2 separate regions of the Homo sapiens genome follow, and region 1 is linked to region 2. Evidence: chromatin loops called from intact Hi-C (ENCODE). Cell type or tissue: Caco-2. All regions are shown on one strand. Links, peaks and the distances in the headings refer to the core of each region. The heading gives the core; the rest is flanking DNA. Region 1 overlaps CHST9 (carbohydrate sulfotransferase 9). Region 2 has its middle 52 kb from the start of AQP4-AS1.

Region 1 (16,698 bases), core at 4,956-12,955, 190 kb after region 2:
TCATTTTAACATAATTATCTCTTTATAGGCCTTATCTCAAAATACAATCACATTCTGAGGTACAAGGGGTTAGGAATTCAACATATACATTTTGAGGGCACACAACTCAGTTCCTAACACTAGGTTTCCGAAAAGATTTTACACATCAATGTATATATTTAAAAGATAATGCTAGAAATGTGTTTTTCATTTTCTTTTCTCTTATAATTTTTCTGAGGGCTAAAGTGACCTAATACATAACAGTTATGATCAGCCAAATGCTTACTCTGTGTTGTGTGTGTGTGTGACAGAGAGAAAGACAAAGAGACACAGGGAGACAGAGCCAGAAAGAGCGATTTTCTCAGTACCTTTTCTCAATACTTTTTCTCTTTTGATTTCTGATAACACGTTTGTTAGGCAGCCTCCCAAATGGCTCTCAGTGGTCTGCACCTCCTGTTCTTCATGCCCTTGTGTATCCACTTGAGTGTGGGCTGGATTTATTGATTCTTTTTTTGCGGGGCTGGGGGGTGGACAGGGTTTTGCTCTATTGCTCAGGCTGAAGTGCAGTGGTGCAACCTTGGCTCACTGCAACCTCTGCCTCCTGGGTTCAAGTGATTCTTTGCCTCAGCCTCCTGAGTACCTGGGATTACAGGTGTGTATCACCGCACCCAGCTAATTTTTGTATTTTTAGTAGAGATGGGGTTTCACCACGTTGCCCAGGCTGGTATCAAACTCCTGGCTTCAAGTGATTCACCCATCTCAGCCTCCCAAAGTGCTGGGATTACAGGCGTGAGCCATTGTGCCTGGCCTGGATTTATTGATTCTTTCCTAACAAGTAGTATATAGCAGAGTGACAGGACATCAGCTCTAATATTAGGTTGTGAAAAGACTGTGGCTTCCATCTTGGGTGCCTCTCTCTTTGAGTGCTCACTTCTGGGGAAAGCCGGTGGACGTGTCTTGGGCAACCCTGCGGAGGGTCCCATGTGACTGAGATGGAAGCAGAGCTTGTGAGACCTGCCAACAGCCACATGAATGAGCCTGCAAGTAGCAACCCTTAAGATGACTGCAGCCCAGTGGCTCACGCCTGTAATCCCAGCACTTTGGGAGTCCAAGGTGGGTGGATCACGAGGTCAGGAGATCAAGACAATCCTGGCTAACACGGTGAAACCCCATCTCTACTAAAAAAAAAAAAAAAAAAAATGCAAAAAATTAGCTGGGCGTGGTGGTGGGCGCCTGTAGTCTCAGTTACTCGGGAGGCTGATGCAGGAGAATGGCATGAACCCGGGAGGCGGAGCTTGCAGTGAGCCAAGATCGCGCCACTACACTGCAACCCGGGTGACAGAGCGAGACTCCGTCTCAAAAAAAAAAAAAAAAAAAAGATTACTGCAGCCTTGAGGAAAACCCCAAGGTAAAACTTTCTAGCTAAGCTGGCTGGATTCCCGACCCACAGAAACCGTGGAATAATAGACTGCTGCTGTTTTCAGCTGCTAAATGTTGACATAATTTGTTATGCAGCAGTTGATAACTAATACAAGCTTAGCCTGCAAATGTCAGTCCAAATTTTCCTTTTCAAGCTGTAGCTTGGGATACATGAAAAATAAGCAAGTGTTTTCAAAAATCAGTTTCAGAAAACTTTCATTAACACTTATAAATTGAGATGAAAAACCTAGGATGAAAGTTTTCAACACAATAACAAACCTGAAAAGAAAGACTGCTTTGCTTTGTCTATTATTAAAGCAAAATTGCTTATTGTGTATCTTAATGTAATTGATTTACATTTTCGTTCTATAATAATTTAGTTTAGGCTGAATTTTGAAAATAAATCAGCTGCAATTTTAGTTTCCCTCTTAAGAGAGAGCTAAAAGTTCAAGAATTACAAAATTAATAGTGTCAGCAATAAGAAATTATATAGTTAATATGAAATGCCCGTCTGGATGATAGAGCCAGATTCTTTACTCGTTGCTTACATGTCTTATAAGCCAGGAATGGGTCTGGTCCAATATCTGAGTCCATCATGATTTGTTTCTCATGGTGCTCAGGCACCTGCCCTGTCCATCCAAGATGATGTGGGCAGGCCTGGGTGATACCCAGGGTAGTCCGTCATGCACCATTCTTACACTCTCATTCTTTGTACTTCTGCTCTTACAACTTATACCCTGTAAACATGATTCTAAGTCAGCAACATTTTTTTTAATTGGAAGGCTTTAGACACACTGATATAGTTTGGATGTTTTGTCCCCTCCAAATCCCACGTTGAAAGGTAACCCTCAACGTTGGAGGTGGGGCCTGGTAGGAGGTGTTTGGGTCATGGGAGCGGATCCCTCATGAATGGCTCGGTGCTGTCCTCATGATAGTGAGTGAGTTCTTCAGAGATCTGGTTGTTTAAAAGTGTGTGGTACATGCAGGATATGAGGGAGAGGAAAGGCCTCTTCTTCCGTGCTTTTATAATCATTGGTTAACAGTTAGGGTAGCAGTGCTTCTATATAGGACAAAACCAAACTCCATTGGCTGGAGAGGCTGCAAGGCAGGAAGGCGGATACCTGCCCCAAAGGATGTTAGAGAATGGGCAGTTTCATAATTTTCAGACAGGCCTGAGGATACAGACTCTAGTTAAAGTACTGCCTTGGATTACTGTCCAAAATACTCTCTTGTCCCTCCACAGTGTGCATGTATGTGAAATGCATGGCTGTGTGCATGTATGTGTGTAATCTAACATCAGATGCTATATCTATGTGTATATACAGGTACCTAAACTATGCCTAATCTCTTAATTTGACTCTATGCTGCTTGTCAGAGAAAAGCAGTAGAAAATTTGATTTGGGCCATATTTCCTCTATCGTCAGCAATAATCCTTTGTATTTTAAACACATGTCCCACAACTATCAGAAAAATATGCAGTATTTTTTGTTAGTATTTTAAACATCTTAGCACAATGAGTCATAGCATGGGTCTGGAATTCTGACCTCCTGAGTTCCAATTTTGCTTTACCACTTGCTAGCTACGTAGGTATGTTGTTTCATTCTGTGAATTCCACCTTTGCATCTTTAAAAGGGAATAACAGCAGATGTTACTGACAGGGCTATAGAGTGCTTAGGATCCACACACAGCTATTAATCAATAAATGTTGGTGATCATGCAGAAAGGTGGAACAACTTTCTTAAAATAAGTAATTCTCCAGCATATAACTGCAAACAAAATTCTAAGTAGAGAAAGTGTTATTATTAGTAGTATAATCCTGAGCTATAAAATAAAATGCTCCAGTAATATCTATATTATCCATTATAAACACAATTAGTATAATGTAATCCATCTTTCTAAGCCATCTGTGGGGGTTTGGTTACTTCTTCTTACATAATCTCATTGAAGAGGATCTCATGGCATGGAATTAGAGGAGAAACCACTATGTAGTGATGAGATTTATCTGCACAATGCAAGATTTCTAGCTAAGCTTCATGTAAAAGGTATGTCTTGACATGCATCTTAGACAATAATGCCATGGGAAAGAGTTCTGCAAATGGAGTTGGAAACTTTTGATAAGGAAAGGGTTAAGATAAATGTGATCTTGTAGCTTGGTGGCCATTCCACGACATCACCCTAGAATAGCACTCAAAATTAATCTCCAACTGCGAATCACTTTCCCTTTATAATAGCACATAACCACTTTACTATACTACCTAACAAGACATTTTGGGTAATATCACTGTCTTCAAGGCCTGGGAATAAGGCTGAACCATGATTTTTCGGGCCTAATATAAATTTCTGCCACAGGCCTCTAGTCAGGGCCTGCATAGGGCCATTTACATATACTCTCTGCCATTAATTTTTGCCACAAAGCACACAGTTCTAAACCACAGCATATGATGTGGAACTATGAAGAAGCGTTATTTTTATTTTGAATTCCCATTCTGCATAGCTAGTAATTTTGCATCTTTTTTTGTTCTGTAATCAACAGGAGGAGCAGTGTCAACAGTCCTAGCCAGCTGTTGCTGAAGGGCCCAACACCAAATCCCAGCTGAAGAACAGCTTCTCATCTTTTGAGACACAGCACAGGGTGATGGGCATGGAGCTCTTCCACACTCCCCACAGTCTGACTTAGCTCTCTCCGTTGTGCCCTCCTGGCACCCTGCTCGTATTTTATTGTGGCACCTATATCGCTGGATCTCACTCACTGGTTTGCACTCCTGTATCCCCTTTGAGGGAACAAATCCCATGCCTCTGCAATCCCAGGATCTGATACTGAGATAGACACTAAACAGATATTTAAAAATTTTTGATAATCAATGAATGGACAAGGAGAATAAATAATATGAAAGATGAAATAAAGAAATAAAAGTATTAATGAGAGTATAAACATATCCAGATTGGGCTGGGTGCGATGGCTCATGCCTATAATCCCAGCACTTTGGGAGGCTGAGGTGGGAGGATCACTTGAGGTCAAGAGTTCGAGAGCAGCCTGGCCAACATGGCGAAACCCTGTCTCTGCTAGAGATACAAAAATTAGCTGGGTGTGGTGGTGTGTGCTTGTAATCCCAGCTACTTGGGAGGCTGAGGCAGGAGAATCACTTGAACCTGGGAGGCGGAAGCTGCAGTGAGCTGAAATTGCACCAGCCTGGGTGACACAGTGAGACTCTGTCTCAAAACAAAACAAAACAACAACAACAAAAAAAAAAAAAAAAGAAAGAAAGAAAAAAAGAAATCCAGATAGACTATTATGTCTTACTGTTCTTTTTCATTCATACCAAATGGGAAAGAATTTCCTGTCAATGCTGGCAGTCTCTGGCTATCATGTGGCAGCATCCGGGAAGGACCTTTGAGGCCACGCTCTTTCCCTCAGGGGACAGTGAGGTGCGTTGTCCATGGCACCGATGGGTTTTTCTCTGGGTAGCAGGAGGTTCCACAATTCCCCAGCCCCATTTCCTTTTAAGTCATTCTGGTTATCATTTCAGTTGAAAGAATTGGAGCTACTTTTCACTTGGGAGAACATAATAAAAATCACTTATTCAGTACTAAATTAGGATGGACAGCCTTTCTCTTGGGAAGAAAAGCAATAACAGATCACAATAATGAGATTGTGCAACAAGCTTTGAAAATGCTTATACTACATTTATATGAAACAGTATTTGCTTACACTTCAGATATGGCTGTCGATTTATGGTTCAGAGCCATGGAGCAGGTAATAAATATGACTGTGACAACTTTCTGAAATCATTTTTATTACTTTTTAAAAATAAAAATACTATTTGCTGTTCAATTCCTATTAAACTATAGCTTCTAAAATACTCAACTTTGGATTTTCAAAATCAATTCTGGAAGGATGTAGTCCATAATGCTATAATTCATTTTTCAAAGTACATAGCATCACTGATGCAGTGTGCTCTAAAAACTTGTGTTCCAAGCATGATAATGATTTTTAGTCCATATCATTGATATTGACTTTACTAGGTCTCATAAAATGCATTTCCAAAAGTAATTACATGTTTTGTAAGATGAAACTCAATATTTAATTTTAAATTTAAATAGAACAAACATTTAAAAGTTTATATAAAAAAATTGGTGAAAGAAAAAGAATTTCACTATATTATATAATTTTGTATATCCTGAGAAAGTTATATTTTTCTCTTTAACTTTCTAAATTCTAACAAATGAGGTCCAAATTACCTACCTTTCAGGGATTTTTAAGTATTGTAATGTATAAAATATAACAGAGTTGGTAGTAGTAAAGTTATTATTATCTAAATATTAAGGGAAGTCTATGGATAAAATAAAAATAAAAACAACAAATACATACAATCAGTTTAGTTGGGTACTTAGACGTTAAGTGGGACAGTGTGTAATGATGCAAAGCCAACTATTTAGTAGCTGGTTATAAAGCACATTTCTTAAAATAGGAGGGGAAACCCCTTAAATACAAGAGAACCACGTAATAAAAATGCAACAGAAAAGCAGCTTGATGATGTGCACATTCAACTCAGTAACATGCTTGTAAATACAGAGACCTAGGCTGTCTTTTTTCATTTTGGGGAACAGATTCTAAATGATATCTCCAACTACCTCTTACCCCATCCCTGGTAGGATCACATTACAGATATCCACCCCGGTTTTCAAAGTTGTGCAGATAGCTAACCATGCTCCTAGATTCACCCCAGACCTCTGAATTGTCTAACCACATCTGCTTTGCTCTTAGTTTCCACATACAGAACTCTAGATTTGTTGGACGTTTGAGGGCTTTAGCAACTTCAGCAAGAAAAAACTATAGACATAGAATAGTCTTTCAAGAATAACAAGATGAGTTAAGTGGCAAAGGTGTTCACTTACGAAGGGACTTATCAAAATTTTAGTCCAGGTATGCCTTGCTTTCAGCTAACTCAAATGTAGAGAATCTAAAATAATATATCTATTCTTTCAAAATTAATTTGTCGGGCAAGTGATATGTGACGTGGAAACATAAGATGAAGCCCTAGCCTAGCAGTCCACAGCCTACAGAAACAGTCTTAAAGCCTTTTTCATTGTACAGCACTTTCTCTCCATCATTTATTTGTTTTGTCTATCTATCTATCTATCTATCTATCTATCTATCTCTCTATCTATCTATTATTCTATCTATCCAACCATCCTTTATCATATACCACCATGGTAGAATATTTTGATCTCATAAAATTTACCTTTCCCCTAAAATAGAGATTTAAAAAGATAAAGAATACACACAAATGACATCTCCAACTCCCTCCTACCACATCCCTGGAGGGATCACATTACAGATACCCATGTGGGTTTCCAAAGTTGTGTATATAGCTAACCATGCTCTCAAGATTCACCCCCCCATCTCTGAATTGTCTAATCACATCTACTTTGCTCTTAGAACAAACGGAAGTTCTAATCATTTCTCCCTAGTAGATGATCTTGCATACCCCTTGGGATATGAGCAACCCACATTGGAGATCAGTGCCCCCAAAGGTTATAAAGCATGTGAACAGATTACCATCAGAAGGCACAGAGATAGAAGCAACTAACTCCCTAGGGGAATTGGAAAAACTTTACAGGGAGAGTAGATTTATAAACAGGGTCTTTGAAAAATGAGGAGGATACAAAACATAATGTAGGAGGTGATGATGTGTGTGCATATAAGTAGATTATGCACTGATCTTCTCTAAGGGAATAATAAAAAGCCAGACTGACTCTAGGACTGGACATTAAACTTGGTAGATTAAGAGGAGGAAGAGAAATAATTCTATTCCCTTGGAAAAGAGGCATGACCCTCGGCTGCTCACATTCCATGCCCAAGGAGGGCTGAGATGCTGCATCTAGTCCAAGAATGTATTTGGGTGAAGCATTAGCAAAAGTATAAAGAAGTTTGTTTTGCAAACAATTTTTTACTGCTTTCCTAGAAGTGCTTTTACTTTTAGACTCTTAAGACAAGCTGAGATTTGGATGTGGAACTAGTTAAGAGAGAAAAGAAGGTTCATGGCTTAACTAGGTTGGAGGCTAGTTGGCCTGCCTCTAACTTTGTCTTGCAGAGACTTCATGGGGCTTGGAGTAAAGGCATTATTAAAAAAAGACTATGCCCTCCTGATTCTGTTTGCTGGGCACACCCTTCCTCAGAGACCTCAGAATGCATGGTGGGAGGGTGGGAGGGCAGGAGGGATAGGACAGAACTTAGTTATTGAGGATCTCATTTCAGATAAGACTACTTATGACAGAAGTTTGGACTGGGTAAAATGTCAACACAAACATGGGTTGTGGATTGGCACACTCAGGTGAGGAATGGCATAGAATCAGAAACACCCACGGAACAGAAGACATTTACCAGGAAGATGGGGGAAAGGCAGAGGGAACAGTGGAATTATGAGATAACAACCTAACCTCTAAACTCAGGGCCAAGCATATACAGAACATTTTGTGAATTTCAAAATGCTGCCCCTGCAGAAAGACAATTTTTTAAAGAAATGCCCACTCAAGATTGACAAAGTAAAAAAAAAAAGGCACATCCTTTGGGTGGATGAATGAGAAAGAGTCACTCCTTCCTTTAGGCTAATTCAGTACTGGGCCAGGACCCACAGCTTGAGAAACAATGTAAGTGAGCTTTCAGCCCCCATTCACCCTGCAGTGCACAAACTGCAGAATCCTACCTGGAGGCCTGCACCATCCTTAATTTTTTTTTTTTTAATTCATTGCTCACTTGGAAGGCTACAATAGCCTTGCTATTTCCTTTATTGCATTATGTAGCCTCCTGCAACAAAAACTGAGCTCTTTGCCAACATGGATCATCTTGATATTCCTAGAAACCAGGAAGTAAATGCAATATAGAAATGCAATACAGACCTATGTCCTTGACTTATGATGGATCAGCTTATGATTTTTCAGTTTTACAGTGGTGCAAAAGCTATATCCATTCAGCAGAAATTGTACTTTTGAGTACTCATGTAACCATTCTGTTTTTCACTTCAGTAAATTATTCAAAAAATTACATGAGATATTCAACACGTAATTGTGAAATAGGCTTTGTGTTAGATGATTTTGCCTAACTGTAGGCTAATGTAAGTGTTTTGTAGGCTAGGCTAAGCTATGATGTTAGGTAGGTTAGGTGTATTAAATGCATTTTCAATTTATGATGTCCTCAATTTATGATGAGTTTAATGAAATGTAACCCTATAATAAGATGAGGAGCATCTGTGGATTACAGTTCACAGAAAAGCAAATATTCTATCTTCCTAGGAAAAATGTTAAGAAATTATGCAATGTTAAAGTAATGACTGTGTGAATAAACACATAAATTGTGAAGTTAGGTCAGCAGAGTAGTTTCAAGTGGGAGGAAATGTTAATGGCAGAAATGTGAAAAGATGAAAATCTTTTACTAAGTTAAAAAACTGAAATTAAAATTAATTTATCTGTACATTGTAACTCAACCACATGGGTTGGCTAACTAGATAGAAATCTTATAATTTGACCTAGCGCTACATAAATTTAAAAAAGTTAACAGTATCCTGAAAATAATTTTAAAATAATAATTGTGTGAAAACTGGCATTGGAAATAACATTTGTTGTTTGCGTGAATGAAAAGTTTATTTAAAGGTTGAGGGCAGAGTGAGGTGCTAAGAGTGGCTTATTGAAATCAAAGCTCTAGAGTAATCTGCATAATAATTATCCTAATCATTTTCCTACCAGAAAAACTGATGATGTGTAGACTTTCCCATGACCACATGGCGAGTCAGGGGAACAAGGAATCATATTCATGATTCCCAGTCCCAGACCACCATTTCATTATTCAAGAAGACCTAGATCTACCACTCATGGGAGGTTAGCCCAAAGCTCACAAACTAGGTCGCTGGGTGAAGTGCAGCGAAGTTTTCTTTGTTTCAATTTACAGGATGAAATAATGGGCATGGACCTGGTAAATTGTACTTGCAATTATTTTCTTAATTATAACTGCAGGGTAATTTCCGCAGATAGGGTGTATAATATAGAAAGATTTTTTCCCCCTCACACTAAGGAGTAGGGCAATTGAAGGTCTTCCATTTCTCCTATAAGGTGTTGCTGAGACATCTGATATTCCTCACATATAGCACTTGGTGATTTTTTTGTACTTTACAACACCTGCACATGACAGCCAAAAGAAATGGTGGATTTGGAAAAGAAAATGAATTAAATTGGTTTTTGGGTATCACATGGACAAAAACAAGCTTTTGGGAGTTTTTTTGCTATACTTTTCACTTTTCAATCTACGGGCTTAGTCTTGTATATACACCATGAAATATGTTTTTCTGCTTGATTGTTTCCTATAAAAGACTGTAATGTAAGAATGTGTTATTTGCTCCAATTTTTCTCCCCATTTACTTGATCAGTGTGAGAAACTATTCTCCTCTAGCCTCAGATAACATGTTATCTATTACCATCACGTTTAGGTAAAACAGAGCCTGGAAACACATTTTATTGATTTCTTATGGAAATAGGAATATGAGTGTCTGGAAAAAAAAAAAGTACTCACAAAACAGAGATAAAAACCAAAACCAGAACTCAGTCTCACACCTAATGAAAGCAGAGAAGAACAGTAAAGTGGAAGAACACAACCAGGCATAATGGGAGGAAGAACAGAATGAAAGATAGGCTTGTAAAAAGGAAGAGCAAATTACTGCGAGCAACAGAGGGAAGGAGAATTTCCTCAGGCGAGGATTAAGGAGGGAAAAGGCCAGAGAGAAAGAGGCCACAAGAAAGCAATGAAAAGAATCAAGCAGGGCGGGGGCGTTTTGCTAGGCTTTTCTTTTCTGTCTTTTTTTTTTTTATTATTATATTTCTTTCCTTAACAACACATTTGTGCTTCCAGTGGTAAAAGGCAGAGGCAGAGAAAAGATAAGATTTCTCACTTCAAAATTGTGCCCACTTTTAATGGTCCTTTTTCTCTAACCCATTTGGCACCTAACAATAATCCATCAAGAGAGGTGCTGAATCCTTATGTCGATAAATGTATTTTTTCCCTCTCTTGGAAAGACATATGCTACTAATTGTTTTATTTCAGAAAGTACTTTTGGCAATGCTGATTTTATATCCCTAAGTGCCCCCTAGTGACAAGGTCCAATTTCAAAATCTCTTTCACAGTAATTTTGTTCTAACGGTTTCCCTTTTCGTAGTACAAATGTGGCTGTCGTAGGGACAAACAATCCAACTTTCGATCAATTTATTTTAATTAGGCAGAAAGGAGGGTTTCTTGAGCAGGTCTAGGACACCATAATAAATTACTGTTTTTCTTTATGAATTAATTTATAATTGGAAAAATTCACAGTCCCTTAGAATAAAATCAGGCCTCTCCAAATTACACTATTAACAAAATAAACTATTTGGACTGTGAGTAGTCACATTCCCTTCTCCTCTGTTAAGTTATATGAAGACTCAGATTCCTGACATCGTTTCTTTTAATTCAGTTTGTGAAACAACAAAATAGCAGCACAGACATGAAGAATGACAGGCTATACTTTTCCAGTTATGATTTCTCCTGATCACTTCTGATATTCCTATAATTCTAGCATGAAACATAGACACTGCAAGAATAAATGTTAAGGCTTAAATACTGATTTAGCGACTCGTGTGATATGGGCATATTATGTAATTTCTTTGAGCCTCAGTTTTATGTCTGTAAAATGGGAATACTACTACTAATAATAAAAAGATTATTGTAGGGATTAAATGAGATATTACATGTCAAGCTTTTAGCAGCATCTCTGCATATATTTAGGACTTAATAAATGATAGTTATTAAAATGCTCAGCCCAATAATTTATAGAGGCCAACCTTGGGTCTTTTCTTCTCTCTTTAAAATTTGGTGGAACCGATCTTAATACTTTGAAGCAGAGTCACAATGACCTTTAAATAGAGTGGGGATGATATTTACTTCAAATCGATGCTATTTTTAGATTCTCTTTAGATCCTGAGTACTCAAGAGCTTAACTAGAACATTCAACAAATCCAGTTCTGGTGTACCATATTTAGCAAATTGTCTATGAATTTAAACATGCAAATAGGAGATATTATAACTTCTCTTTGTATATTGTTTTACACATTAAAAGATCCTGGAATATATTTTCCTCATTTTATTGATGAGGAAACTGAGGCACAGAGGGGTTATATCAATTGGTTTCCATGGGGGAAGGGGCAAGTCTCCAGGGGAGGCATCAACATCTGCTGGAGGTGAGGGGGAAGCTCTTCCTAGCTACGAACCTTCTTCTTCCACTAGGGGCAGGAGAAGCTTAAGATTTGAACAGTTCTGCCCTTGCAGTCCCTGAGCCACTAATATTGATGTAAGCATGTTGAATTTCTTAGCCACTTCTGGGATGGAAACAAAGTTAGGTACTACTGGGCTAGTAACTGATTTTGAATGAGAATCTAGGTCTATTATATTTATATTCCCATAGCTGCATAAGGAGACTCACTTCTAATTCTTTATTCAGAATTTTTAGCTTCAAATATTTGTGTTTTTTCTCACTTGCACTCCCTGTACCACCATAGTCTTACTTCCATCACCTTTTTACAGAGCTAGTTAAAAGGAAAACTGATTAGCATGAAGTTAAAACGATCGGTATGCCACTGGAATTTTCTCTCTGATGTAATCAGAAAAATAGATCTCAGTCTGTGCCCTAAGAGAGGAGGTCCACTGCTCTAGGCTTTATTAATTTTATTTATTTATTTATTTGGTCAGCATCAAGTGCCCAATGATGAATCTATTTTCAGAGCTCTCTAAAATTTATACACTGGGTGTGGAGAGGGTATGCTATATTCATAGAAAGAAGTCCACCAATTCCAATGAACTTGATACAAATAAGTACTTTGATTGTTCTGAAAACCTCCAGCAATGTGTGGGTCATGAACTGAATCTATAATAGTTTTCCCTGCCATATAAATTTTTATTATAATGCTGTTTGGCCTGTTTAATTATTTAATTTCCATTCACTTGATTTCAAGTGTGGTTGAGATGTCAGAGATCATTAGTTGTTTATCCTCATAGTGTCCTAGATAGCTGGAACAATCGTTTGTTTCTAAAGCCCATTTCCCGTCTGCAGTTGCAGCTCTTTTTGTACTACATTTGCTTGCCTCCTCCACCATTCCAGATTCAAATGATTTATGTGATTGCTTCTCAGTCTTTCTGGGATTGCTGCAATTTTTAGATGTTATTTCGGTTCAACCTGTCACATAAAAACTGCAGAGAAAAGTCCAATCTCCCTGAGATAGATTGAGTCAAAGCCAGCAAAGCCGGGTCATTTGAACAGCCTTGGTGCAGGTAAACTAGACACTGGTGAATGGGCAGAGATGGTGATCCTGTCATGGCAATATCAAACACAGCATGAAAGCAGGAGAGAGCACATATTATGCTTTCCGTATTCCAGTCCCCCTTGTGTGTATGTGAGCATGTGTACGTGCATGTGTGTGTGCGTGTATATGCGTGTGTGGGCATTCCGTGGAGCTTACTTCAAGCTCCTAAAATTCCACATTCAACAGGCGCAATCCCCACTCTGGTATCAAAGTCTCCATGGTGGAGAAACCCACTGAAGTGTGGATTCACTAAAATATGAATAGTTGACAATGCTACCTCTTTATGACATTTTCTGCTTAAGTATCCCTTTCAATTACAACTATTTAATAAAATGGCTGTCTCCTGTTTCCATAGTCAGTGAGAGATGGTGGCTGAGAGAGAAAGACACAGACAGCACAATATATGTTTTGGAGGTAAAATTGATAGATAGCCCTTAATTGAAAATGCAGACTAAAGAAGAGGGAAAGTGTCCAGTCCTAAGTTTCCAGCAGTAGCAAGGAGGTGACACTTACTGAACTGAGAGATTTTGGAAGAGGGCCAGGGGTGAGGCAGGTAGCACTAATGGCATATCAATAGGCAGGTGGTTACGTGGCTCTCATGTTCTGAAGATAAGCAAGTGAAGAAGAGACATTGGCTTACAAGAGCAGATATAATCACTGTAGGAGGGAAAGAGGATAGATTAAAAAGCAAAAGGCCAAGCCAAGAATAATCCAGTGAGTAAAATTCCAATAGAAGAACAAAACTCAAAGGGATGGAAAAGGAACAGTCAGAAAGGGAAGGGGGAATCCTATTTTTCTAGAAGGAGAGGATAATAAGATTAGGACAGGTCATGTCAGATGGACAATAAAGTGTCCTCTGAATTTAACAGCATGGAGATCAACCATTCGCAAGTGCAAATCAGTGGAGTGGCTGGGACAGAGCCAGACTGGGGTGAACATGGAGAAAATAGGGTCTGGGGGGACAGGAAAGGGTATAGATAACTCTTCTGAAATGCATGGCTAAGGAAAAGAGCTGTATCTGGAAAAGGATACAGGATTCAGGAAGATCATTTACTGACTGATTTATTTTTTGGTGGGGGAGAATACAGAGCATTGCAAATGCTGACAGAAAGCATCCAGTAGAGAAGAGGTTAAAGATCCAGAAGAGAAAGTGAGTCACTCATCAGGGAGGTTCATGGGAGGACACGGAGAGACAGGACCCACAGCATAGGAGGGACGACTCACCACTGATAGGAGGTGGGTCCACTCCTCCCTTGTAACAGGAGAGAAGGAGAAGACAATGAGAGCAAAGCATATTGGTGTATACAGATCTGGTGAAGATATCAGAGATAGATCTCAGCAGGTGCCTTCTATTAACTTCTCTGGAACATGAAAGTCATCCACTGAAGAGGAGAAGAAGATGGGGTTGGGAGATTAAATTTCAAACTAGGGGAGATATGGAATGGTTACTTCAGAGAACTGACCTAACTAAAGAAGTAATTTCAGCATGGTCAAGCAGTACTTTTAAGCATTTGTATTAATAACAACAATCAAGTAGTTAGAAATGATAGCATATCACATATAAATCTGAAAAGCATTATCTCCCCTCTTATACTTGGTCCCTCCTAAGCATGCTATATTAAAACCAATCAATTTAAATGTAGTTCTTTCTCTAGTTTGTAGTTCTCCACCACTTAATATATCTTTTGGCTTTGAAACAGTGTGTATTGAGCAGATGTTTCTTTAAGTTGACAATCCTTAATTGGAAAAAGGAAAAATAAATTGCATAAAGTGTTAAATGAGTTCCTTGCGAGGCTAGGAGGCAGTCGTTCATTCAACTGCTCCCCCTGTCCTCTTGTATCTATCTCTTTTCCCTACCTATCTCGGTTGCTTTCTTATTCCTTTAGCACCTGCCACAGTGCTGGGCTCACAAGAAGTATTCTGGAATACTGGCATTCCATTCTTCTGCCATCATCAGGAGAGTTGAATCTTCAGTGGCCCTTCAATCTTGAGACAGGATTGCAGCAGGTTCTTGTTTTTTTGGTTCTGTTCTGTTCTGTTTTTTTTTTTTCCTTTCCTTTGTCAAAAATACTGAAACTCAGAATTGAAAACCAAAGGAATCACTTGCGAGTGCTCTCACTCTCGTCCTGTGCTCTTCTCTCTCACACATATAGAAATATACCTCTATAGTTCAGGTAGGGTTTTTGCACTGTATATCAAGGACTTAAAGAGGAAAGGGGGTCCTGTTGATTCTGCTTAAATATTTTGTTGCAATTTGTAACAATCTGTAACTCGGATTCAGTCATGGAATCTCAAGTCTTTAATGTTGAAAAGGATCGTAGAGACAGTTTCATCTCCCCTCCAGCCTGGACTACACTCTATTTTATGGATGACAAAACCTACAATGGTTAAGTGTGTGTCCTGAGGAGCCCATTCTGTAAAATAATGACCTTAGAGTTTTTATGAACATGACAAAGAACTCTTTCCTAGGAGGAGGCCAGGCATTTACATGCTCATTTTTCTAGAATGGTGTTCTGCACTCATTATTGCTTAATGAATGCTGGATAATTTGAATTCGTTGTTCATGATCCTTTACTAAAAAAAATAAGCACAGATCTTTGGACTAATGGAATTTGCCAAGTCATCATCAGGCTAAGATCTGGGTCTTAGTATAATTTCCCTTCTTTCAGTTCAGAATTAAAATATTATAGATAGGTGGGTGAAGTAATGCCAGTAAGTATGGTAATACATTTCTGACACATGGCATGCAATCTGTGAGGGCATTCCTTCACTTGGTCCTGTACTTTGGGCAGTAATGAAGTGGAAAATTAAATTAAATAAGCTTTTATTATTCTGTGGCTCTGTTGAAAAGGGTACCATCAAACACTTTAAATAAAAAACATATCTTCTGAAACAAAGCTTCTGAGTTCTTTGGCATTATTGAACTGTGAAGAAGCCTTCCTCTCATCCACTTTATGACTTTCTTTTCTTCTGCTTTTACCTTTGGTAGAATCATATCCATGGTAAATTATTTGGGGTTGCATCAGAAATACACACTTCATGAGCCTTGGAGGTAAAACCAGAAGGCATAGTTTCTAAATTAAACCAGCAAAAGTAAAAAGGTAATACTTTTGTTTTATTGTTTTCACTTATATCTAACCCTCTAACCTCAGTTTTCTGTGAAGGCTTATAAGTCTTAGACTGCAATATTTCTAATTCTACTAGGTTCTTTACTTAAATATAATTGTATCATACTCAGAATCATTCTCCTTTATAACATGTCTGAAGATACGTATTTTTTTCATATGAAGTAAATTTATTTAAGATCACAAAATGATACTTGACAGCTGAAAGGGAGATCTCATATTCTTAACTTTTAGCCCTGGGGACTTAAGGGAGGTCACTCTCATGGTCTATGTTTTTTTCTCACTTCGACTTCCTTCTTTTAGACTATTACAATTTTAGTGACATATGAAAAAAACAGCCTCCTCTCCCTGTGTTCTTGTCTACTGTAAGTCATTGGCCACACATGAATATTACATGACTTGAAGTAATTGTCAGGGTGAAATCAAGACAGTTGTTGTCTTACAGTCAACTCAAGTGATCTGATGTTCCACCAGGACAGAGACAGGGCAAGTGCAATGGGAGGAGTGTGAGGTCTGCTGCCCTACAGCCTCGAACTTGTATCCTAACTCCTCCTCTACTTCCTGTGGGGCTGTGGATGAGGAACGAAACTGCTCTGAACCTTGGGTTTCTCATATACAACATGAAGATAATAATGTCATTGATATAGAGTTGATCTGAGGATTGAACGAGAGAGAGTTCCCATCTCTCATCGTACTCAAGAATTAGTACCTATCATTACTGTGTATTTTGGCATCAGCAGAAATGTCTCAAGGGATGATGGGAAGCCCCATCTTGATATCTGATTGGGAATTTCCTGAT
Region 2 (16,698 bases), core at 5,163-13,162:
CCATTTCCAGTGGGTCAGGAGAATTAGTGTAATGGGCTGGTGTGTTTTATAACAAATGCCATTCTAGAATTCCATCCTTGTCGTCTAATGTTTGGGCAAAAAGTAGAAAAGAATAGCTAAAAAATGAAATCATGGTAATTGCTAGGACTCTCAGCATCTGCTAATGTAATACTTTTCCTTTAATTATGTCCCATAATATGTAACCTTTACTTTCTCAGGTCACACCGGCTAGAGGGACAAATTGCAAAGTGCAGTTTACAATCATAAGGGTGGCAATAACAGTCTTTGGTTTCAGATCCTCCACCCAGCAGAATCTAAGGGCGAAGTCCCTGAATTCCCCATCCTACTCCTGACAGTTTTTGGCAGCACAGGCTCTTCTCCTTGGAGGCCATTACAGTTTCTTTTTATTATACCTGGCACTATTCACTCTGATTTCTCACCCAAAGAAGAGACACCTGTGCTGCCCACGCTGGCCCTGCCTCTCCTGCTGTTATTAATATTTTGTTGAGCCCATCACTCCTATGGCAAAAGGTACTCTTGCTGGGCTCCCAGCAAGAGGCTGACCTTGGATTTTTAGTATTTTATAGTTCTCCGACTCTAGGAATTTGGAATGCATTCCCCTGAAGCTGGATTGGAGAAGATTTAAGTAGCAGCACCAATGATCAAATCCAGAAATGTTCCTTTCCACCAACAGGCAAATTATACTCCAGAATAAAGCCCTGGACTCTTGAATCATGACCTATTCTTCCTCTAGCGGTACAGCTTGGGTTCAGATATTGGACTTTCCGCTTCGTAGGAGTGTGGCCTTGGATAAGGTAACTTCTCTCTGCCTCAGTTTTCTCATATGTAATATAAGGGCAATCACAGGATCAACTTCCTAGAGTTGCTGTGAGGATTAGATGAGTTAATGCATGTAATGGGCTGATAGTGCCTGGCTCATAGCAAGCACATAACCAATGTCAGCTATTAGTATTATTAAAAAATTTTGATCTATGTATTCCGGGGACTGACCACTAGTTTCTATTTTTTCCAAAGAGGTAATTGAGATTTCATGCCCAGGGTCTCTGATGTTTTGCCCCAGTATACCAGAATGCTAGAATAATGAGGGCAGCTTTAGGTTGCTATCTCTACCCTCTCACCCCTCACTCTGGAAAGTTCCATGAAATAAACATGTTTTTAAAAAAAGTTCTGATATGAAAATTACGATTGATCTGATGCCAAGACTGGCAAGTAAGAGTAAAGCCCTCAGAGTTTGCTTTGTATTTGGCAGTCTAGTTAGACATTAATGTATTTATATTTTAGCCATCAATCTCCCTTTCTCCTTAAAAGTACTTCAAGTTTCTTTTGGGGAAACTACCTTCCTTCCTTCTCAGCCCTGTGTGATTGGGTAAGATTGAACCTACCCTGGTTCCAGAGTGGCCCCTGATTGGCCAATGTCAGGACCATCCCATCTGCTCTGGCCCTGTGATTGGCTCATTGAAGGATCTGTAACAAATCAGGACCATAGAGACTTGAGGAGCTATTTGCTGGGGTTTCTGGGTAAGGAAAATGTAGCACTTCTTCCAAACGCTATAGGAAGAGACTCCTCCCTTCCTCTGCCTGAAGAAGCCTGAGAATGTGAGATCTGGAGTGAGGCAGCTTTAGGAGCAAGTCAGCCCAACGGCGAGAGATGGAACTTAGCCCTGGGCAATATCTTTCCAGTTGCTGGATCCAAACTCACCGCATCTTCCTCCAGCCTTCTCAGCTACGATTCAACAAATATCCTTTATTAATTTAGTCCGAGTTGAGGGTTTTTGAGTGTGTGTGTGTGTGTCACTTGCAGCATAAATGGTGTGTCCCTACTGAAACGCTGCATTACAGTTAAAACATTCCTATGGCAAACAGAAACCCTTCATGATTTCAGAAGATAAAACTTGTAAACTATTCTTGCTATCTCATTTGGATGTAGACGTCTAAAATGTTGAAAAATTTCAAAGCTTTGGGTACTTACATATGACCTCCCTTGATGTACAAACCCAGAGTGGAATCATCTGTTAAATTGAATTTCCAGAAAGGGGTTCCATCTATCAATTAGGAAATGGCCTTTTTTTTTTTTGCACTTTACCAATTTATTGTAATTGAGTGCTTGGTGCATAGCAAGTGCTCATGGAATGTTTAAGAAGTGGAGTTTTCTGGTTATACTTGAATTTCTGATTAATTGAAAGTTAATTAGAAACTCTCCCCCCACCACCTACCATTTCCTCTCTTTAGAAAATCTTTGTAAAATGTATGAGTGCACTCTTTCCTTAGTAATTACAGTATAGTGAGCATAATTGCATTTTTGATGATTAAGAATTTTACAGTGCCTGAGGGTTGCCAGTCAGACTATAAATTCTCATTGTAGGATATTTTACATGGAGAAGTTGCAGGAAATTGGGCTAAATATGGATTGATCCTGGGACAGTCTCTAGAAGTTTATTTTCTAAAAACTTGAATATCTATTAGTTTTCATTGTCCTTTAAATTTTTCTTCAAATTTTTTTTTGTGCAAAAGTTTAATCAGAATTTTGATCAGCTAGATTTGGGTTAAGAAAAAATTTGCTATGTTTTTTGTTAAATCATTTGAATGCTGGTATCAGTAATGGTACAGTGAAATTATTCACGTGGGGCAAGATTGGAGGTGTGCATTACGCGAAGGGTGGGATAAAAGAACCTGACAGCGTTATGAGTTTCAATGAGGAGGTTATGTTAGGATTAACTTCGATTGTGCAAGTTTACTGTTGACTGTAAATTCAAGGAATGAGGGGATGTCAATGTCAGGGCATCCAGCAAGTAGGAATTATCTTCCATTTTTGTCCTGTTTCTTTTGTGGAGAAATGGCCCTGCATGTTCAGATCTTCCTATATCCTGTGGCTGAAGCCACCATTGGTGGGTTAATGTAGAGGTTGATATAGAGGGAACACATCAGGCAAGTACATATTGTTCATGGCAATCTTTTCTCTAGATTCATCTTTTTGAGTCTCTTTCACCAGTAGACTGATCAGCTGGAGGTGATTTAGGAATATGGGATCAGGGCCATAAATCTTTCTATTCCCATCAAAGATATGACTAACAGCTAGAGTCAGGGGTCTAAAGGGGATGCCACACCCCATGTAGTTATCCAAGAAAGTGGCAGGCTAACCATTAATGTGTGACCAGGGATGGGATGCAGAAATTGTTGGTCAAATCAAGAGGGTGTGAAGGGCCATATTGGTGTCCAGGAAGGAAACATTAGGTTGCAGAACATGGCAGATGGTAGTGGGTCCTCCTCTTTGTCTCAATACCCTTAACGTCTCAATTCCCTTCTTTTTACCCCTTCTTCCAATGCCTTCTCATCTTCAAGAGGTGATATTTTGGCACTGTTCAGAAACTGGCATTGGACAAGTTAAAAGTATGTTTTTGTATTATTTTCCACCAAGTTTGTCCTTTACTAGGGTTGTCTTTAAGTGTTGCTGTTACTGACCTACTGTCTGCAGGGCCTGTGCCTTGAGTTGTGTATGTAGTAGTGAAGAATTAAGCTTGAGTTTGTGAAACTCTCTCACCAGTCTCCCCTGTGAATCTGGCTTTGCATTTGTAGGAAAATTATGGGGGTTTCCCAGAAGACTATGTATTTCCTGGAAGACTGATGAGATTGAGAGAGTTCATGACCAGGGTACTAACTCCTCTTCATGCAAAGGAAACTGTTTATTTTATTCTATTTAAAAATCAGGTTTAAACCTCAGTCACTTCTCATTAGCATCATTCTATGTATGCTCAGTTCAGTTATAGACAAAATATTTTACTACCCAGCCAATTCAGCCACAACTGGAATGAGCACTGTGGGGATTATATGGATGAGTTAGATAAAGTCTAAGAGCTCCTGGGGCTCAAAGTCTCACAGAGGCATTTAGTGATTCTAACATGAGAAAACTGTGAAACATGCCATAATGAAAGTATGAATGGATTTCATTGAGAGAAATAAAGGAGAGAGAGGACGCTCCAATTAGGAAGATGCCTTGGAGTAGAAGGAATTAGAGTCAGGCCTTGGAGGAGGTATAGAACCATAATGGCCATGGCCCATAGTCAGGGCATTTCAGGGGGAAGGGATGGCCCAGATGTATGCACAGAGGCTGAAGGGAGTAGAACCTGCTCTAGGGCAGATAATAATCCAATGAGGTTGGGCTAAGGGTGTGTGGAAGTCAGGTAAGAAAAGGGAGTATGGTTTCAGTAAGATTGGAGATGGAGGCTGCTGTTTTATCATGGATGGCGTGACTACCACAGTAGGGGATGATGAAAAGTCAGCATTGTTTTTGAACAAGAAAGTTGTTGAGATTGTTACGTTTTAGAAAGACAATTCTGGGGGCAAGGTGGAGAGTAGGTGGCATGGGTGAGGGTGGAGGACAGGACAGACGAGCTGGAGTGTCCAGTCACGAAGGTACAGCAATTATTCAGATGAAAACTCATAAATCATGACCTAGGAAAGTGATCATGGGAAGGAAAATGAGGCCATGGACTTGGAAGATGTCAGGGCCCACGGAGAGGGAAGTATGAATAACTCTGAGGTTAAATGAGATTGGGAACATAAGGGAAGTAAGAAAGGAGAACAAAGTTTACTTTTAGTAAGAAGATGAAGGCCACGCGTGGTGGCTCATGCCTCTAGTCCCAGCACTTTGGGAGGCCAAGGTGGGAGTATGACTTGAGCCCAGGAGTTCAAGACCAGCTTGGGCAACATGGTGTAAACCTCTAAAAAAAAAAAAAAAAGAAAGAAAATTCAAAAATTAGTGGTGTATGCCTCTAGTCCCAGCTACTCAGGAAGCTGAGGTGGGAGGATCACCTGAGCCCAGGGAGGTGGAGGCTGCAGTGAACCAGAAGCAGGACACTACTGCAGCCTGGGTGACGAAGTGCAACCTTGTCTCAAAAGAGAGAAAAAAAGATGAATAGCTCATTTTTGAATATGCTGAAGTTTGAGTGTGTACATGTTCAGCCTGAGAGGTGAACTTGCTCTTTGAGAGCTGGGATATGTCTCATTCGCCTTTGTAGCCTTAGCACACAACAAGGCATTTATTTAATTATTCGTTTATTCATTTATTCATTCAACCAATATTGATTAAATGACTACTCTGTATCAGGACCTGGCATGTAATAGGAGCTGAATAATTGTTTGCTTAATTGAACTAAACTAACTTTTATGGATCCTCACCTAGTTAAGTTGTCATTCTATTGAGAACTTCTACTTGGTAGACTTTATTTGGTAGGACCGTTAGTTTAATGGGGACTGGGTGAAGGAGTGGAAGCATAATGATAACTGTTTCATAGGAGGGGGAGTTAATGACTTGTACCTGCAAGGACCAGATCATGGGCTTACAATGGGAGTTCAGCCTGCCTTCCGCTGTGTGCCCCAGCTTTGAAGTAGACAACACAAAAGTCTTGGGGAACTTATTTATAGACATTTTCCAAAAGCAGAGGGAAGGATGGAATGGGTGGGTTGCATGAGTCACTTAGGTATTCCTGCCTAAATCAGAACCCTGTACTTCATAAGATTAACCGTATTCATGCCTCTTTTTTTGTATGATTTGTGTATTTTCTTCATACTTTTAAGTTACATTTTTCCTTAGGTGTTGACATTTTTCAAAATTTCAGTCTGTCTTTCTTATGCGAGTGAAGGAAAACAAAGCCATCTTTAGGTGATTCGTTTCTATTTTGGGTTGGAATTTTATGTGGAGAGTAACATACTACCCAGACTAGGTATTGTGGTGTCAGGGTCCTAAAGAAGGAATATGCACTAGGGAAAGTGTAGGGAAAAGTCAGGCTCAGCTGCACAGAATCCTTTTCTACGAGGGAAGTTCTTTTCCAGAGGTCTTTTCTCGGGCATTGGAGATGTTGTGTAGCGTGGTGATGGGAGTCAGGGTGCTGGATTGGAGTAATCCTGATCCTGATTATATGTACTCATGCAAATGATTCATTCTTTTAGGCGTCCATTTTCTCATCTATAAGAGAGATAATTATACCTGATTCACCTTCTAACATGCTAAATGATTTGCCTAATTACTGTGTTATTTTTTATCCCCCCTAGAATGTTAGCTTCTACAGATAAAACTGGGGCAGAGTTTTATTTGCATTGATCCCTGTGTATCCCATGTGCTGGGGACATGGTTACCTTGGAGGTAATTTCAAGGCAAAGGAAGTAGAGGAAGTGGGAGGAATAATTGGGGTGGTAAAAGGACAATATGTTCCTGAAAGTCAATGTAGAAAGGGGTTTCATGAAGAAGATGGCAACAGGGCTGGATACTGAGGAGAGACAGAAGGGAAAATCCAAGGATAGGTCTTTGGATTTTGTAATTAGGAGGATACTGGTGCCTTAGAGAAGCCAAAAGCCATTGAAAAACCCAATAGTCAGTGATAAGAAGGCTAAAGAGATGGAAGGATGTGGTGACAGTGAGTTACAGCAACCCTTTCCAGAAGCTCAACAAAGAAGAGGAGCGGGATGGGACTTAATCTTGATGACAAAAAAGGTTCAAGGGAAGAGTTGTATTTTTATAATTTATTTATTTTTATTTTATTTTATTTTATTTTATTTTTTTGAGATGGAGTCTCGCTCTGTCACCCAGGCTGGAGTGCAATGGTGCAATCTTGGCTCACTGCAACCTCCAGATCCTGGGTTCAAGTGATTCTCCTGCCTCAGCCTCCTGAGTAGCTGGGATTACAGGCACACGCCACCACACCAGCCAATTTTTTTTTTTTTTTCAGTAGAGACAGGGTTTCACCATGTTGGTCAGGCTGGTCTCAAACTCCTGACCTCGTAATCCTCCTGCCTTGGCCTCCCAAAGTGCTGGGATTATAGGCGTGAGCTACCATGCCTGGCCAAGAGTTGTATTTTTAAACCAAGGAAGGAAGGTGCCCAGGGGCAGGGAGAGGCGGAATATGTGAGGAGAGGCAATTATTATTAAGTACCCGAGGAGGGAAAGAGTGAGATAAAACCCTGAGGGAAAAGGTTAGTCTCAGAGGACACTTCTGGTTGAATGTGATTAAAAGGGGGAAAACCATGAGAAGCAGGGAGATTGGAAATTTAAGAGAGAATAATTAAAGGGTTCAAATTGAAGTCATCTAGCGTCTCAGTGAAGTAAGAACCAGATAATATGGCTGTAGTTTGGTGAGGACTTGCAAAGGGTAGAAAAGTTTTCAAAGAGCTATACAGAGAATCTCAATAGGGATCAGTATACATAATTGATGAGATGGCTCAGTGGACAGAGACAAGTGGAATTAGATGGCATGGACATGCTGCAGATCCCATCTACTCAGTTATGTGAACTTCCCCCTCAGTAATGCTCTGTATTCAAAATGGGGCTCAAAAGCAAAATGGCTGACTCGAAGAATGTGAGATTAAAAATTAGAAGGGAAAGTATGAAGGTGGGTAAACGGGTCCTGGAAAACCACGATCTTATTGAAAGTATGACTGAGAAAATGGACAAAAGTAGTAGAGGATTCAGCGATAATGTAAAGATCAAGGAATTGAAAGCCCTGAAGACAAAGACTAGATTCAGCAGCAGTGAGAGGGATGGAAGAGGCATAAAGTTAGGTGTGTTTATCTGATTAAATCATTCTTTTTGTTTTCAGAAAAGAAATGTGGAAGTAATGAAGTTGGAATTTATGGATTATTCCAATGAAAGCAGTCCTTTGTCCTTTTTGGCACACAAGTATGCGTTACTGTTTCTGGGTGATAATAACTTCTAGTTAGACTAGAAAGAGCTGAAGAAAGCATTTTTCTACATCAATGTGTAACAATGAGAAGAGGGAGGTGGGGAGTAGGGGTGGGGGATAACGTCAGTCCTCATCTCAATCATTATGATCATGGAAATTAATTGTTGGGAAGGGAATCTCGAGTTGAATTTCCCCTGAAGTTCTTTTCCAGACATATGCTAAGTTATAGCAGGGTTTATTCTAAGTAGCTTTTATTTCCTCTTTCTTCATCTGTAGCAGAAATTAAAAGAAGTGTCTTTAATAGAAAGCAAGATGCCATCTTATTAGTCATGGTGCCCTAAATCTATTAGCTTTGAGTAGGCAAAGTGGCAGTGATTCTGATATGCCTGACATTGTCCAGTCACATTTCTAACAGCATTTAAGGAGGTGGTCAAAGTCATGTATCTCTTTTGACCTTGGTAAAAATTAATAGTGTAATGCCTAGTCTGCCTGTATCTAAAACCCATCTACAAAAAAGTGATAAAGCAGCCCATGTTCTCAAGGAAGAGGATACAGGTTCTGTCCAGCAGCCATTAGGTGGTGCTGCCTAACCAACATTCCCTTCCCTGTTAGGTCACCTACATGAGTCCTGTTGCCTTTATTGTGGATACAATGGAGAATATTATGTGATTCACTTACAAAAGGTGGAAGTGGCTGAAATTTCTCTATCACCTCTGTGAAACCTATCAGATTCTCTTTTTTTCTGGAGAGTAGTCAATAGCTGCTCTAAGGAGGCAGCAGACACGAAAATGGCTGCTCAGACTGAAAAGCAAGCATTGATATTTGAGTAGCACTTTCCACTTTACAAAGAATTTTCACATGTCAGAGTTCCTGGAATATTGGAGGTAAGCACTCATGACATTTTTTGAATGAATAAGTGGAGTACTGTAGGTAGAGAAAATTAATTCTATATTGACTTCTGATAATGTAGAAATTACATCAAAGTTAGTTTATGAAAAAAGGTATATGTTTCTGAGACAACATGCATGGCTATTGATAAATGTGACACATAATAACACTTACTCTACTCATACTTATTCTATTGCAGGGCTATTATGGAAGTTACCTTATTAGCAGAAAATTGAAAAACAATAACAATAAGAAATTTTTATTAAGAGCATATTCTCAGGCTCTCCTTATTTCCAAATGGTGTCTTCATTGAAGAATTTATTCTCCATTACATAGCTATATATATGACTTTTCTTTTTCTATTTTCAAAAATGTGTTTTTTAATTGACAAAAATTATATATGTTTATTATGTACAACCTAAGTTTTGAAATATGTATACATTGTGGAGTAGCTAAATTGAGCTAATTAACATACACATTACCTCACATTGTTATTTTTTTGTGGTAAGAACACTTAGAATTGACTTTCTTAGTGATTTTCAAGAGTATAATACATTGTTATTAACTATAATTACCATGTTGTTCAATAGGTCTCTTGAACTTACTTCCTCCTGTCTAACTGAAATTTTGTATCCTTTGACCAACATGTCCTCAGCCCTGACCCCTACCCCAAACCCCTGGTAACCACCATTCTACTCTCTGTTTTATTAGTTTGACTCTTTTAGATTGTACGTATCAGTGAGATCATATGGTATTTGTCTTCTGTTCCTTGCTTATTGCACTTAACATGATGCCCAGGTTCATCCAAGCTATACCAAATGACAGCATTTTATTCTTTTGTAAGACTGAATAGTATTTTATTATGTATATACTACATTTTCTTTATCCATTCATCTGTTGATGAACACTTAGGTTGATTCTATATCTTGGTTCTTGGGAATAATGCTGCAATGAACATCAGAGTGCCAGTATCTTTTCAACATACTGATTCCATTTCCTTTAGGTATATACCCAGTAGTGGGATTGTTGGATCATATTGTAGTTCTATTTTTAATGTTTTGAGTAACCTCCATAGTGTTTTCCATAATGGCTTACTAATTTACATTCCTACCAACAATGCACAAGGACTCTGTTTTCTCCACATCCTCTTCAACACTTGTTATCCTTTATCTTTTTGGTGATAGCCATTCTAACAGGTGTGAGGCGGTATCTCATTGTGGTTTTAATTTGCATTTCCCTGATAATTAATGTTGAGACTTTTTCATATAGTTTTGGCCATTTGTATGTATTTTTTTGATAAATGTCTACATTTTTATACCTTTTTTTTGAAAGTTTTTCTTTTTATCTTGAAGGGATGTTGAACTTTGTCAGCTGCTTTTTCTGCATTTATTGAGATGATTATATGTTTTTGGTTTTTCATTCTGTTAATGAGGTATGTCACATTTATTGATTTGTGTATGTTCAATCATCCTTGCATCCCAGAGATAAGTCCCACTTGATCATTGTGAATAATCCTTTTAATGTGCTGTTGAATTTGGTTTGCTGGTATTTTGTTGAGGATTTTGCATCAATGTTCATCAGGGATATTGGCCTGTAATTTTCTTTTCTTGTAGTGTACTTGTCTGGCTTTTGTATCAGGGTAATAGTGGTCTCATAAAATGAGTTTGGAGGTGCTCCGTCCTCTTCAATCTTTTGAAAGAGTTTAAGGATTGGTATTAGTTCTTTAAATGTTTGGTAGAGTTCAACACTGAAGCCATCAGGTCCTGGGCTTTTCTTTGTTGGGAAACGTTTTATTAAGGAGACTGAGTCAGTTTCCTTACTTTTTATTGGTCTGTTCAGATTTTCTACTTCTTCATGATTCAGTCTTGATAGGTTTTATGTGTCTAGGAATTTATTTATTTCTTGTAGGCTATCTGATTTGTTGGCATATAATTGTGCATGGTAGTCTTTTACAATTTTTTGTATTTCAGTGGTATCAGTTGTAATGTCTTTTTTTCATTTCTGATTTTACTTAAGTCTTTCTTTCTTAGTCTAGTTAAATGTTTTCTGAGTTTATCCTTTCAAAAACCAACTCAGGGTTGTTGATATTTTCTACTTTTTTCAATTCTCTCTCTCTCTCTTTTTTTTAACCTAATAATTTTTTTTTATTATACTTTAAGTTTTAGAGTACATGTACACAACGTGCAAGTTTGTTACATATGTATACATGCGCTATGTTGGTGTGCTGCACCCATTAACTTGTCATTTACATTAGGTATACCTCCTAATGCTATCCCTCCCCCCTCCCCCAACCCCACAACAGGCCCCGGGGTGTGATGTTCCCCTTCCTGTGTCCATGTGTTCTCATTGTTCAGTTCCCACCTATGAGTGAGAACATGCGGTGTTTGGTTTTTTGCCTTGTGATAGTTTGCTGAGAATGATGGTTTCCAGCTTCATCCATGTCCCTACAAAGGACATGAACTCATCCTTTTTAATGGCTACATAGTATTCCATGGTGTATATGTGCCACATTTTCTTAATCCAGTCTATCATTGTTGGACATTTGGGTTGGTTCCAAGTCTTTGCTATTGTGAATAGTGCCGCAATAAACATATGTGTGCATGTGTCTTTATAGCAGCATGATTTATAATCCTTTGGGTATATACCCAGTAATGGGATGGCTGGGTCAAATGGTATTTCTAGTTCTAGATCCCTGAGGAATCGCCACACTGACTTCCACAATGGTTGAACTAGTTTACAGTCCCACCAACAGTGTAAAAGTGTTCCTATTTCTCCACATCCTCTCCAGCACTTGTTGTTTCCTGACTTTTTAATGATCGCCATTCTAACTGGTGTGAGATGCTATCTCATTGTGGTTTTGATTTGCATTTCTCTGATGGCCAGTGATGATGAGCATTTTTTCATGTGTCTTTTGGCTGCATAAATGTCTTCTTTTGAGAAGTGTCTGTTCATATCCTTCGCCGACTTTTTGATGGGGTTGTTTGTTTTTTTCTTGTAAATTTGTTTGAGTTCTTTGTAGATTCTGGATATTAGCCCTTTGTCAGATGAGTAGATTACAAAAATTTTCTCCCATTCTGTAGGTTGCCTGTTCACTCTGATGGTAGTTTCTTTTGCTGTGCAGAAGTTCTCTAGTTTAATTAGATCCCATTTGTCAATTTTGGCTTTTGTTGCCATTGCTTTTGGTGTTTTAGACATGAAGTCCTTGCCCATGCCTATGTCCTGAATGGTATCGCCTAGGTTTTCTTCTAGGGTTTTTATGGTTTTAGGTCTAACATTTAAGTCTTTAACCCATCTTGAGTTAATTTTTGTATAAGGTGTAAGGAAGGGATCCAGTTTCAGCTTTCTACATATGGTTAGCCAGTTTTCCCAGTAGATGGAATCTCACTCTGTCAGCCAGGCTGGAGTGCAGTAGTGCAATCTCAGCTCATTGCAACCTCCACCTGCCAGGTTCAAGTGATTCTCCTGCCTCAGTCTCCTGAGTAGCTGGGATTATAGGCACATGCCACCATGCCCAGCTAAGTTTTATATTTTTAGTAGAGACTAGGTTTCACCATTTCAGCCAGGCTTGTCTCGAACTCCCAACCTTAGGTGATCCACCTGCCTGCCTGTATTCTCTCTTTCATTTATTTTTGCTATGGTCTTTATTATTTTCCTCCTTCTACTAACTTTTGGCTTAGTTTGTTCTTCTTTTTCTAGTTCCTTGAGGCATAACATGAGGCTATTTATTTTAGATCATTTTTCTTTTTGATGTATGTGTTTATTGCTATAACCTTCCCTCTTAGAATGGCTTTTGCTGCATCCCATAAGTTTTTCTATGTTGTGTGTTCATTTTAATTTGTCTCAAGATATTTTTAAATTTCATCCTTGGCCCATTTATTGTTAAGGAGCATGTTGTTTGATGTCCATCTTTTTGTGAATTTTTCAAGGCTCTTCCTGTTATTGATTTCTAGTTTCATAACATTGTGGATATAATTTCAGTCTTCTTCAATTCATTAAGACTTGTTTTATGGTTTAATATGATCTATTCTGGAGAACATTTCATGTGTTCTTGAGAAGAATGTGTATTCTATTGCTACTGGGTGAAATGTTCTGTATATATTTGTTAGGTCTATTTAGTCTAGTCTAAAGGTTATTGTATTCTAGTCTATAGTCTATGAAGCTTATGTAAAACACTTTATAACAGGCTGTTTTAAGCTGATAACAACTTAACTTTGATTGCATATACAATTCTATACTTTTATCCCACCCCACCCCCAATTTTATGTTTTTGATATCATAATTTACATATTTTTGTATTGTGTATCCTTAAATTGTAGCTGTTACTATTTTTTTGTTATGTTATTATTTTAAATAATTTTTTTCTTTTAACTGTCATAGTCATGATATGTTATCTGCATACCACCATTACTGTATTAGAGCATTCTGAATTCAACCATGTACTTTTACCAGTGAATTTTATACTTTTATGTGTTTTAATCAGCATTACTTTTTTTCCAGCTTGAAGAATTCCCTTTAGCATTTCTTATAAGGCAGATCTGGTGGCAATGTACCTCCTCAGCTTTTGTTTGGGAAAGTCTTTATCTCTTCATTTCTGAAGGACAGTTTGCCAGGTAAATATTCTTGGTTGGCAGTTTTTTGTTTTTTGTTTTTTTTCCCTTCAGCACTTTGAATATACCATCCCATTCTCTCTTGGCCTATGTGGTCTCTGTTGGGAAGTTCACTATTAGTCTTATTGGAACTTCTTTCTTTATTATTTGGTTCGTTTTTCTTGCTGCTTTCAGTATTTTCTCTGTGTCTTTGATTTTTGACAATTTGATTTTAATATGTCTTGGTGTAGTCTTGTTTGGATTGAATCTGATTGAAGAATGTTGATCTTCTTTCTCCTTGATATTTATATATTTCCCCAGATTTGAAAATTTTAACTTTCTACTTCATCTCTCTTCTCTTCCTTTAATTCCTATAACTTGAATATTTGCTCTTTTGATGCTGATACATAAATATTGTAAGCTTTCTTTATTACTTTTCATTTTTTTCTTTTGTCTTCTCTGTACATTTTCAAATAACTTGCCTTTTAATTTGCAATTTCTTTCTTCTGTTTTATTGATTCTGTTGTTGATGCCCTCAGTTGCATTTTTTATTTCATTCATTGTATTTTTCAGCTTTGAATTTCTGTTTGGTTTTCAAAAATAATTTCAATCTCTGTTAATTTTCTCATTTTGGTTATTTATTATTTTTCTGATTTTGTAAAATTGTTTCTCTGCATCTTCTTGAAGTTTGCTGAGCTTACTTAAAACGATTCTTTTGAATTTTTTGTTGGGCAGATTGTAAGTCCCCATTTCTTTAGGGTCTGTTACTGAAGCTTTAATTTGTTTCTTTGGTGAGGTCATGTTACCTTGATTGTTCTTTATCTTTGTGGTTATGCATTGGTGTCTGTGTATTTGAAGAAGTAGGGACTTATTTCAATCTTTGCAGACTGGCTTTGTCTGGGCAATCCCTTTACCAGTCAACTCATCCAGAGACATGTGTGTGGTCTGGAACCTGGGGCTACTGGGGATCACCTGGCCTTGAGGCTAGTGTGGAGCCCAAGTCTGGGAGAGTTGTCCTGGTACTGGGGCCTATCCAGAGCCTGGGGATGCTGAAGTCAGTCTGGCAGTAGGGTATACTTGGGGACTGAGTCTCCCAGGCAGGCCTGGAATCTGGGGCTATAGGATCTGGACTGGTGCCAAGGCAATTCTGGAGGCTCAGCCTGGCAGGCTGGCCTGCAGTCTGAAGCCACAGGGTGCTGCCCAGCGCTGGATTTTACTGGGGCAGGCTCAGTGTTGGAGCCTGAGGCAAAGTCTGGTGCTCACTTTCATCTCTTTCCCCCACATAAAGGGTATCTGTCTTTATTCTGTACTGCCTGGGATTGGGGGAGGTTGTCATGGGTGGGTAATGTGAACTGTCCTTCCTACCTTCTTTTCTTTTTATTATTTATTTATTTATTTATTTATTTTTGAGACAGAGTCTTGCTCTCGTCACCCAGGCTGGAGTGCAATGGCATGATCTCAGCTCACTGCAACCTCTGCCTCCTGGGTTCAAGTGATTCTCCTGTCTCAGCCTCCTGAGTAGCTGGGATTACAGGCACCCACTACCATGCCTGGCTAATTTTTTTGTGTATTTTTAGTAGAGACAGGGTTTCACCATGTTGGCCAGGCTGGTCTCAAACTCCTGATCCCAGGTGATCCGCCTGCCTCTACTTCCCAAAATGTTGGGATTACAGGCGTGAGCCACCGCGCCCAGCCTACCTTCTTCAACACATCTTTTCTGTGCTACACCCAGATACTGTAATCACTCACTCAGTTTCCTTAGCTCTTGTGAAGGTATTTTTGTGCCTGAATAATTGTTCAAATTGATGTTTCTGCAGGGGAATGAGCACTGGAAAGTGCTATTTTGCCATCTTTCTTGAGTCTTTTCGCTTCCCGTCTACATATACTGCTCTCAAATGATTTTGGGGAGTAGGCAAGACAAAAAGTTCCTAAACACAGTATGAACAGTTTATTTTACCATCCTGAAAGTGTTTTTATTTATCCATGAAATCCACAAAATTTAACTGAAATAAGCAATGTAACTTTCTAAGATATTCTGTGACTAGCTTCTAAAAACTTCTCTATGCAATATTATCTTGGGAAGGAAACGTAAACTTTGATATTCTAGCTCTCACTCTGAGATGCACCTGATAGGTATTTTAGCCTGACATGGTCACAAACTCCAGGAATTGTTTTAGGCTGCTCCTTCTTTTGGGGACCCTGAGAGATTAGGTGGATTCACAAATTCTTGTATTGTCTTCTGCTGGGGTTTGCTGATTCTATAAAGGGAACCCTACTGTGTCTAAGGTTCTTCAAGTTCCATTCTAAAAACACTTGGAATGGTGGAAGTTGTGGTTCATACCCAGAATGTTTCTAGGAATAGTAACATAAAATATCTTTGAAATTTGAGAAAAAATACTAAGATATCACAAAAAAGATAGTATCCTACACAATTTGAATTATGTAAATAAGAAATAAAAAGTATTCCTCATCTGTTCTTTCTGATACCATTCTCCATCAGAAGTAGTCCTTGTTAAGTATGGTATATATCCCTTCCAACTCTTTCCTATGTTGCTATATTTCCTATAGTTCTATACATCTATTTGACTATTTTTCTTTGCATATGCAGCACACATACACAACAATTTTCTTTAGTATCTTTTTTAAAAATAGAAATAGCTATATAGTATTTCATTGTGCAGATGTATCACAATTTATTTCACCTTTTTTCTATTGATGCTCATTTTTGTAATATTCACTTTTTTTTGGCTAAGTGCTGCTGCAGTTAACATCCATATGCACCTGTCTTTTCATTCTATGGACTTTTAAAATTGAAGATGCTGTGTATGAGGGAGAAAAGTATGACATAGTACCTAATATTTAAACTCACTCAACATTTATGTCTTTATCAATATTACATTGTTGATCACCCTTCGTAATTTTGTGCTGGGGTCAGAGGATGACCAATGCTTCCAGCTCTTTGAGGTGCCCCCAGTCTAGGCTCCAACTGAATGCAGATTTTAAAACCCTCTGTTGATAGAGTGTGATGGTGGATAGGGAATAGTTCACAACTCCCTACAATTTTACACTCTCCCGCACCTCTTAGAATTTTTCTCTGAGAGTGTTATGTAGTCATCACATCAAGAAAGCTTTAGCTATTCAATTAGTGGCTGCATATCTCTTTTCCTTGTTTAAAAGTAATATTTAAAAAACAATGGCTGGGCATGGTGACTCATTCCTATAATCCCACTGCTGTGGGAGGCTGAGGCAGGGGATTACTTGAGCCCAGAAGTTCAAGGCTGCAGTAAACTATGATTGCACCACTGCACTCCAGCCTAGCTGGCAGAACAAGTCCATGCCTCAAAAAAAAAAAAAAAAAAAAAAAAAAATTTCTTTAGAGAAAACATGCCATCTTTTTCTCCCACCCCTTCCTTTTTTTCTTCTCTCCCCATCTCTTCCTCCCTTCCTCCCCCCATTCCTTTCTCCCTCCCTCCTTCCTATCTTCTTTCTACCACCTTGAGAACACAACTTTATTTATCAGTTAAACTTCC

Evidence for each region. A loop is a pair of places that touch in the nucleus more often than their neighbours do. Peaks named below come from ENCODE experiments on the same cell type or tissue, not always from the same donor. Only the 100,000 strongest peaks of a DNase experiment are listed, where the experiment ranks them.
Region 1: it touches region 2 in a loop (7-fold over the local background); 50 of 110 quality-filtered maps call a loop at or near these places.

The regions. Positions count from the first base shown.
Region 1 is chr18:26,994,101-27,010,798 of GRCh38, forward strand. All of the region lies in intron 4 of CHST9 (carbohydrate sulfotransferase 9), which reads right to left. It overlaps LOC124904275 (a long non-coding RNA gene), which reads left to right. Exons shown (of 2, transcript XR_007066323.1): 2 at 3,932-5,258. Among named protein-coding and RNA genes, the nearest start is that of AQP4, 140 kb to the left of the region's middle. In Caco-2, for the core only: no CTCF peak of the experiment used is centred there; no DNase peak of the experiment used is centred there.
Region 2 is chr18:26,804,964-26,821,661 of GRCh38, forward strand. No RefSeq gene overlaps it. Among named protein-coding and RNA genes, the nearest start is that of AQP4-AS1, 52 kb to the right of the region's middle. In Caco-2, for the core only: no CTCF peak of the experiment used is centred there; a DNase peak (open chromatin) is centred at 8,278.